Regions from separate parts of the Homo sapiens genome. Here region 1 is linked to region 2. Evidence: read pairs that join two places in POLR2A ChIA-PET (ENCODE). Cell type or tissue: Panc1. All regions are shown on one strand. Links, peaks and the distances in the headings refer to the core of each region. The heading gives the core; the rest is flanking DNA.

Evidence for each region. ChIA-PET counts read pairs that join two places held together with the same protein. Peaks named below come from ENCODE experiments on the same cell type or tissue, not always from the same donor. Only the 100,000 strongest peaks of a DNase experiment are listed, where the experiment ranks them.
Region 1: POLR2A ChIA-PET joins it to region 2 with 6 read pairs; 1 of 35 experiments calls an interaction of 5 or more read pairs at or near these places.

What each region holds. Positions count from the first base shown.
Region 1 is chr13:93,557,410-93,561,639 of GRCh38, forward strand. All of the region lies in intron 2 of GPC6 (glypican 6), which reads left to right. Among named protein-coding and RNA genes, the nearest start is that of GPC6-AS2, 300 kb to the right of the region's middle. RefSeq lists an enhancer at 4,035-4,230. In Panc1, for the core only: no CTCF peak of the experiment used is centred there; a DNase peak (open chromatin) is centred at 2,472.
Region 2 is chr13:94,231,598-94,235,827 of GRCh38, forward strand. All of the region lies in intron 4 of GPC6 (glypican 6), which reads left to right. Among named protein-coding and RNA genes, the nearest start is that of GPC6-AS1, 46 kb to the left of the region's middle. In Panc1, for the core only: no CTCF peak of the experiment used is centred there; a DNase peak (open chromatin) is centred at 2,054.

The DNA of each region.
Region 1 (4,230 bases), core at 1,134-3,633, 670 kb before region 2:
GGTTAAGGAAGTACTTACGTAAATTCTTCCATTAAGTAATGATTTAAGCAAAGTAGAGATTTAAGGAAGATAAAAACATACAATAAGAACTGTTTAAAATGTTCTTCTTGACCACTAGTCCAAGGTTTACTGACTTTGTTCCCTTGATCATTAGACCAGCCAGGCTTGTTCTCATTCTCTGGGCAGTGGCTGAAAACCTTTTACTAAGAGAAGTAGCTTCTAAGAATATCTTCAGCCCTTGAGGGTTCCAAGTCCCCCTACAAATAGCAGATTAGCAATCAGTGAAAACCTTCTGTTAGTTCCACGACTTAGCTTCTGTCTGGCGCATAGAACTCCAAAACGTATTCTGAAACTGAAGAAGTTTGGGGGCCAGTTTTAACTAATATAAGTTTTATATATTTTTAAATTACTAGCCACATTCCCAAAATGTATTGGTATTTTTTTTCTTCCAATGGCTGAGATTATTTTTCTGCTTTCTAATTCTAAATTAGGCATTTCTTATTTTTTCCCATGTAGATTCTAGATGCCTTAAACAGTCTACAGTCTTTTCTTCATTCATTCTCCATAGTTGGGGAAGGGTCTTTATCTATGACATTATGTCAAGTTTTATTTAGAAAAATTTTAGCCATGTAAATAGCACAGGCCTTGGATCTTCACAGAATGTGTTTCAAGTATAGGAGGTGCGTTGTATTGACAAAATGATCTTGTAAGTTTCTTAAACTCTCTGGGAAAAAAATTTAGTTTTTCATTTGTAAAATAAGTATAATAATACCTGTTTTGAAACTACGATATACATAAAAAGCCTAGCATAAGTCTAGCAAAGAGTGCGCTTGTAATATATGAGGGTTCACCTCTGCTCTTCATCCTCATCACTGTCATAGTGCTCACTTTCTTACCTATAAGGACCCTGACAGTCCTATAGAGCCACTTAGATAAGAGCATAAATAACTGGAATGCTGATCGGTACCATGAATTAAAATGCAGATAAAATCATGGAAGAGAATGAAATTATTTCTTGACAAGAAGACTATAAATGGCTTTGTGAAAAGACAGAATGTAAACTGTCTTGAAGGTTAGGAAGGATTCGAAACATGGAAATAGGATTGAAGGCATGGAGATGGGAAATTACTAGTGATACAGTGATACAGAGGATACTTTGTTTCCATGATGAAACAAAGCTTGAACCAAAGTGAAGTGTATCCATTATTAAGGTCCTTGAATATGTTTCAAAAGTAGAAAATTAAGTCTATTCTCTGAAAATCAATGGGAGTGCTTGTTTATTTTCATTTAAATAATTGAATTGACTGTGGAGTTTGAAGTTATGGAGACACAAATTTAAATCCCTGTTGAACAACGACTAACAGGTTTACACTGTGGGGTTTGTTGTGTTTAATTGATGGCTGACAGCAGGCATGCGGTTTAGAGAGCAAAATATGCTCAAGTGGTTCCGTATATCCTTTAGTGTGTGTGTTTGTATAACACTATTTTTAAATAAACAGTGTGCTCCTGAGAGTCTATCACTGAGTTAGGTTTTTATATGGTCTATGTATGAGAATTTTTATATGTGGCCACTACAATAGTGGCCCTCCCTTCAAAGCCCATGCAACAAACATTCAGCAGTGGTTGTGGGGAGTGGTAGGTTCAAGAGTAGACTTTTCTTGTCCTATGCTATTCTACTTTTCAGATTTCTCGCCAAAGTGAATATGAACTGTGTTATCACAAAAATGGGTAGGTGCTTCATCTGATTATGAAAATGAACATTAAGTTGATATCTCTCAGAAGGCCGTGCTGTGTATACCACATCTCAGTATGTGAAATCAGTTGTCTTTCTAAAATTTTCTCATGATAATATCCTGTTCCAATTTCAAAGGCAAATGTCTATTGAAATTGCTAAATTTCATGTGTTATACTTGTAAAATGTTATATTTCTTTCAAATATCTTGCATAAAGTTTTCCCCCACAGTATTATACACAAATATATAGGACAAGGATCCTACTATGTATATTCTAACCAACAACCGTGCTGGGCACATGATTGATGATAATTGCCCAGTACATGTAATGAATTGAATTTTCTCAGTAACAATTTAGTACACAATTGACTTAGTATATGGATCACTAGGGATGGATGAATACAAACAAATTCTGCACTCAATTTTTTCAGATCACTGAAAATCCCAGAGCCTCTAGAGCTCTGTTGAAGTCTACTTTATAAAAAGACATGAATATTTACTTACTATACATTTATACAGCGTTTATTAAGTAGCTATTGATTGTTCATAGTTGCCTTCTCAGCAACCTTAAATCCTCATAGAAAATGCATAATTCTTAAAGGCAGCTAACATCTCCATTTTTTCAAGTTATTAAGAATGGAGTGAATACACAGTAGCATGGGGTACCCTTGGCATGATGCCACGGGTGAATGCAGAATGCATCACGGGATGACTAATCCCATTTCTTTATCCTAAGGTTCACTAACTGTGGTTAATATTGAGCCAAGTTTATTTGTGCAGTTTTTGAAGAGGCCAAGACATTAAGATTCCTTAGAATAAACATCATCTGGGCATCACCTGCACACCTAAATGGATTTATTGCCAATGAGTAATGCTGTGCCTTCGCTGCACAGTCTACACAGAAAATGTCAGAACTCAATAAAAACAGTGCAACAGTCTTCTGATTGAGTTTGTATTAAGGTCTCTTTATTGGATTAATCCGGTTCTTTTCTCTTCCTTTCCTCATCTGAATGAAACATATTTTAAGGGCCATTCATTTTAGATGAAGTTGAGGAAAGTATTTTAAAAAAGGAAAAAAATAATGGATTTGCAGTTAGGCTCACTCCTTTAATCCCAGCACTTTGGGAGGCCAAGGTAGGTGGATCACTTGAGCCCAGGAATTTGAGACCAGCCTGAACAACACAGCGAAACAGTATCTCTACCAAAAAAAAAAAAAAAAAAAATTAACCAAGTGTTGTGGTGTGTGCCTGTCCTGTAGTCCCAGTTACTCTGTAGGCTGAGTGGGGAGGATCACTTCAGCCCAGGAGGTCCAGGCTGCAGTGACCCATGATCACACCACTGCACTGTAGCCTGGGCAACAGAGTGAGACCCTGTGTCCAGCAAACAAACAAAATATATTGCCTTCCTTGTTAGAATTTTGCTTAATACCTTGGCCGGGAGCGGTGGCTCATGCCTGTAATCCCAGCACTTTGAGAGGCCAAGGCGGGCGGATCATGAGGTCAGGAGATCGAGAACATCCTGGCTAACACTGTGAAACCGCGTCTGTACTAAAAATACAAAAAATTATGAGCCGAGATCATGACACTGCACTCCAGCCTGGGCGACAGAGCGAGACTCCGCCTCCAAAAAAAAAAAAAAAAGAATTTTGCTCAATATCCAGCATAACCCTGTTAATTTTGTGGGAACATAATAAAAGCTACTTTGATAACAAAGCAGAAAAATCAGCTGTTTGTCTTCTTGCGCATGTCAAACCTTAAATTTGGCTGTGTTTTCTGCTCTCTTCCCCAGTAACTTCATTTTTAAGCCTCTTTCTTATGTATTTGAACAACAATCAAGAAAAATAACATTGTTGTGAAATACCTTAACCTCACATGTGACGTCTCTTTAAAATAAGTAATATAATGAAAGCAAGCAAGCACCGGTAATCTTTAGAAAGGCTAAATAACTTGAGTGGTAATGACTAATGATCTTTTTTGTCTTCACAAAATATTTCTTGCCATTTAAACAAACATCTGCATGTGGAGTAAAGCATATTGATAGATAGCCAACATTTCACATTCAGTGAAGAACTCTTTCCTTTATCCTAAGTGATAATAGTAAATTTAAAGACTAATTAATTTCTTTCACTGGAATAATAAGTTCTGGGAAAATATCAGATATTTTAAACATTGGAAGTGAAGAGAAAGTTGCATCTATGAAAAAATAATTTTTAGTAAGATTGATACACATTTATATCAATAATTGCATACTATATCCCTATCGATATATATATATATATATATATTTGTTGCAGTTCTTATATTCTAATACTGTTTTCTTTTCCATTTTCCCCAGGAAACAAAAATGAACATGATCCTAAATTACACTTTATATTTCACATCCGCTAATAGGGCTGGTATTGGGAAACAGTGCCAAATATACAAGAGCCGAGCAGTTTTCTATTTGAGTATTTGTTTGCAAAACAAGCCCAGGCTAATGGAGGATCATTTGTAGGAAG
Region 2 (4,230 bases), core at 959-3,458:
TGTTATTAAAAATTCACACAAATTGGGCGAAACATTTTCAGCCTGAAAGAGATCTCGGAAAATGGCTTTCTTATCATTAAAATGCAAGCTAAGCAGAGTGATAGCAAATGATCTTTTCCTATGATCAGTTTTTCCTAATCTTGGGGTCAGAAAAATAAATGTCAGAGGAAATAATAGACTTTATTTAATAAAATAAAATAAAAACAAAATGACCTGGCTATTAAAATGAAAACACAAAAAAAATGTCTGCTTGTGACTATGTGAATAACTGAAGCTTCGTTTTAATAAAAATTTTTAAAAAGTTTTTCGACTCTTTTATTCTGATCAAAAAAGAAAAAGAAAAAGAAAAATCCCAAAGGTCCAAATCGCAACTCTATTTATCTATTGTAAACCAACAAGAGCCGACCATGTTGAGAGAGAAGACAGGAGAAGTGTTAGCTGTGGTGAATAGAGAATCCTTTAAAACAACACCGAAAAATATATTTTCTAAGAAAGCAAAGATCTCTGTTGCAGACATGTTTCTTAACCAAGATATAGCAATAGCTTCTTTAAAATCTACTTCTCATGTACTGACTAACCCATTCATTCCTAAAAAGTATTCCTTTCATATGACCATGTTTAGCTTAGTTCTCACTTTAAATTTAAACAAGGACTAATGGTACTCCAAACTATTTGCTTTCTTTCAGTCTAACCCACTCCTTAAGGAAACGAGCAGGAGAGACATGTCCTGCAATGCCATGGCACGTGCGCACACCCCAGAACACGGAGCAGTGCTTTCATGGTCGCCTGCCACGTCACACACTGGCACTGACAGAAATAGTAACAACACACCCTCTTTGAGACAGTGATTGCTTTAGATTTTTATACAACTTGTTTAAATAGAGGAAATCTAAATTTTTACCAAAGCAATTGCCCCCCTTCAGGAGGTGGGTTTTTTTTGGGGGGGTGGGGCAGGGTGTCAAAGAATGTTTAGTTCAGTACCTTTTCTAGAAGCCAGTACAGCTAAATCTATAACTTTCCTATTTTACATATTTGGTAATTAAAAACCAAGTGTGAAGAGCTTATGGATTTTATTCAACGATGACATATTTTTTTAGATTCTGTAATGGCCCATAAATTTGCATTAATGACCACCTGTTCCAGAAACCTTGGAAACAGGAGGCTGGAAGAACATCCGTGAGTTTTTATGTGTCTCGGATACCTGACTCTGGGCCAAGGTGGAGGCCTTGGAGGAGTAGAAAGGACTCTAGTGACTGGCTGATTGTTACCATTTTTGGCCAAAAGAATAAGTCAGGCACCAGAATGTGTAACCAGGTAATGTAATTATGGTTAATGTAAATGTCACATTTTAAATCCTGTAGGAATTCACAATAGTTCAGGTTTTATAACTTTTTTTTTTTTTTTTTTTTTTTTTTGGTGGGACCAGGAAACATGGAACTGACTTGCACGGGAGGTCAGACTGGCTTAATTTGTATTTCCTTTCAAAGTTGTGTGAGATACAAATATGCACCACAATGTACCCATCACTGTCTTCTTAAAAACTTGTAGGGAAACAAAAATATGAGAAATTGCATCATATTTAAAAGCGCTAGAGGAACTGACTGTATAAAGGAAATTTTTTTGGATGGAGAGAATTATGTAAAGCCCAGCTCTAATGTAGATCTAAAAACAAACAAACAACAATAACAACAAAAAAGACAGGCCTAAGAGGTGCTAAAAAATTGGGAGCCATTAATCTTATTGTCAATAAAGAAGTAACTCATAAGCAAATAGCTCCTAATTTATCTCTTTTCTATGTTTAACCCATTAATACCATCCCCCATTATCTGCTCTTTCACTTTTTTGGTTTCAGTTACCCACAGCCAACTATAGCTTGAAAATATTAAATGGAAAATTCCAGAAATAAACAATGCATACGTTTTAAGTTTCCCACTGTTCTGAATATTGCAGTGAAATCTGGCACCATCCCATTCAGTCCCACGAGGGACATGAATCATCTCTTTGTCCAGCGTCTCCACACTGTCTTCCCTCCCCTGGTGTGAGTCACTTGGTAGCCGCCTTGATTTTCAGATTCGTTGTTTTGGTGTTGAGGTGCTTATGTTCAAGGAACCCTTATATTTCTTAATAATGACCCAAAGGTACAAGAGGAGTGATTTTGGTTTATTGTTATAATTGTTGTATTTTATTCTTAGTTCTTGTTGTTAATCTCTTACTGTGCCTAATGTACATATTATACTTTCTCATAGTTATATATGTACAGAAAAAAACATAGCATATATAGGATTTGGTACTATCCACAGTTTCAGGCATATGCTGAGGGTCTTCGAACATACCCCCCAGGGCTAAGGGGGGACTACTGTAACAGTACGTCTTCTAGCAGAGGACTAAATTTTAGAACAACTGGAAGCACTGGCATTTGAAGTATGAGAAATAGTCAGGGCGAGGTGTTTATTTGTAGGGCAGTAACTCTACTAGATCAAAACCATGGCCTACATAATCTTATTTAGTCACACCTCATTTCCCCTGCAATGCTGGGAGACAGAAGAGACATCTGGGGAAACCGAGGCTCAGATAGGTGATTCAAAGCCTAAATGCTAAAGCCAGTATTAAACCTTATTCTAAAAATCATTCCATTTATCCTTCTGAAGTTTCTGTGAGAAAAGGGTAAGGATGTACTGTGAACTCAGAAGTATTCCATGTTTACAGGTATAACTAAATTCATTTTTATTGTATCTGTTGTATTAATACTAGGGTATCAATAGGCACAAAATTCTCATGGAATCAGACACCAGACCACCTCATGATCACTGGAAGATGTTTCTTTTCTACATGTAATACTGAAGCTAAAAATTAGTTTCTGCTACTGAAAATATGTCTCTGTTGAACAAAAGGAGGCCGTTCTTTTGTTTGCTTTTTTTTTTTTTTTGCAATATCACTTTACTGTGACCCAAGAACTTAAAAAAACAAGTTAATATTATCTTGTCATTCTGATATGTCCAGATAGTTAGATCTCTTTAAAGAACTTCTTGGACCCTTAAAGCTTGTTTTATGAACTATGGAATAAAAATTCTGGTATTGACCTATTAACTCTTTTTTTCCAGTGTTTCAGGAAGTTTCTCTTCCTCCCAGGAATTAACAGGCTATCAACCAGACGCAATAGAAATAAGGATTTTGTGGACAAAAGCTGTGTGTTTTAAAAGTCAGCATATACCACAACATAGATAAATCTTGAGGGCATTATTCTAAGTGATATAAGCAAATCACAAAAAGACAAATACTGCATAATTCCACTTATATGAGTTATGTAAAGTAGTCAAACTCATAGAGACAGTCAAATGGTAGTTGCCAGGAGGTTGGGGAAAAGGGAAATGAGTTGTTCAATGCATAGAGCCTTTTAGTCATGCAAGATGGAAAGTTCTAGAGATCTGTACAGCAATGTGCATAGAGTTAACAAGGCTGTACTGTATGCTTAAAATTGTTAAGGGAGTAAATTTACGTTGGATATTTTTCACCACAATAAGTTAAAAAAAGAAAGACAGCATGATAAATCCTCAGGATACCTGGGCACACCTTCTGAGAACAATGTTGAACTGGAGATCAAAGAGTGAGCTATAAAGCACTACACTCCAGTGGTTCTGATATTTCAAGACCATTTTGAACTCACATCAGGTATAATGAACCAAGGACGGAATTTTTTAACAATCTCTGGGAGCGTCTCTCACAGTTCAACAGGACATTTCAGAATATCCATTCCACAAGCATTCTCCAAAAAAAAGAAAAAAGTACTAACTTTGATTTGTTGCTAAATGCCTACCATCCTCATTGAGCGGCCTTACTTTACCAGGGCCAATTGATCCCTAAGGCTCTGCAGTGTTCCTAGGGAACCTTGATAAACATTATTACCTTGAGCCACAGGGGACATACAAATGAGAAACACTAATTTCTATTTGCAAGAAACTCTGATTAGCAAATGAGGTAGTAGAGTACACATGGATATTTCCTGATTATTTCTCTACCCTATGCCAAAAAATTTTCTGGGACACCAAGACTCAAAAACTTAAATTTACATATTCAAGCTCTCTGAAAAATGTTATACAGCATCCTACCTCCTAATGATTCTTTGAAAATCTACACTGGTCCTTCAACTCTTTGGGTAAAATTGAATCCTTGGGAGAAAGCAGTGATAGTGGCACACAATCATATTAAAACATGTAGAACCAGTCAATTAGT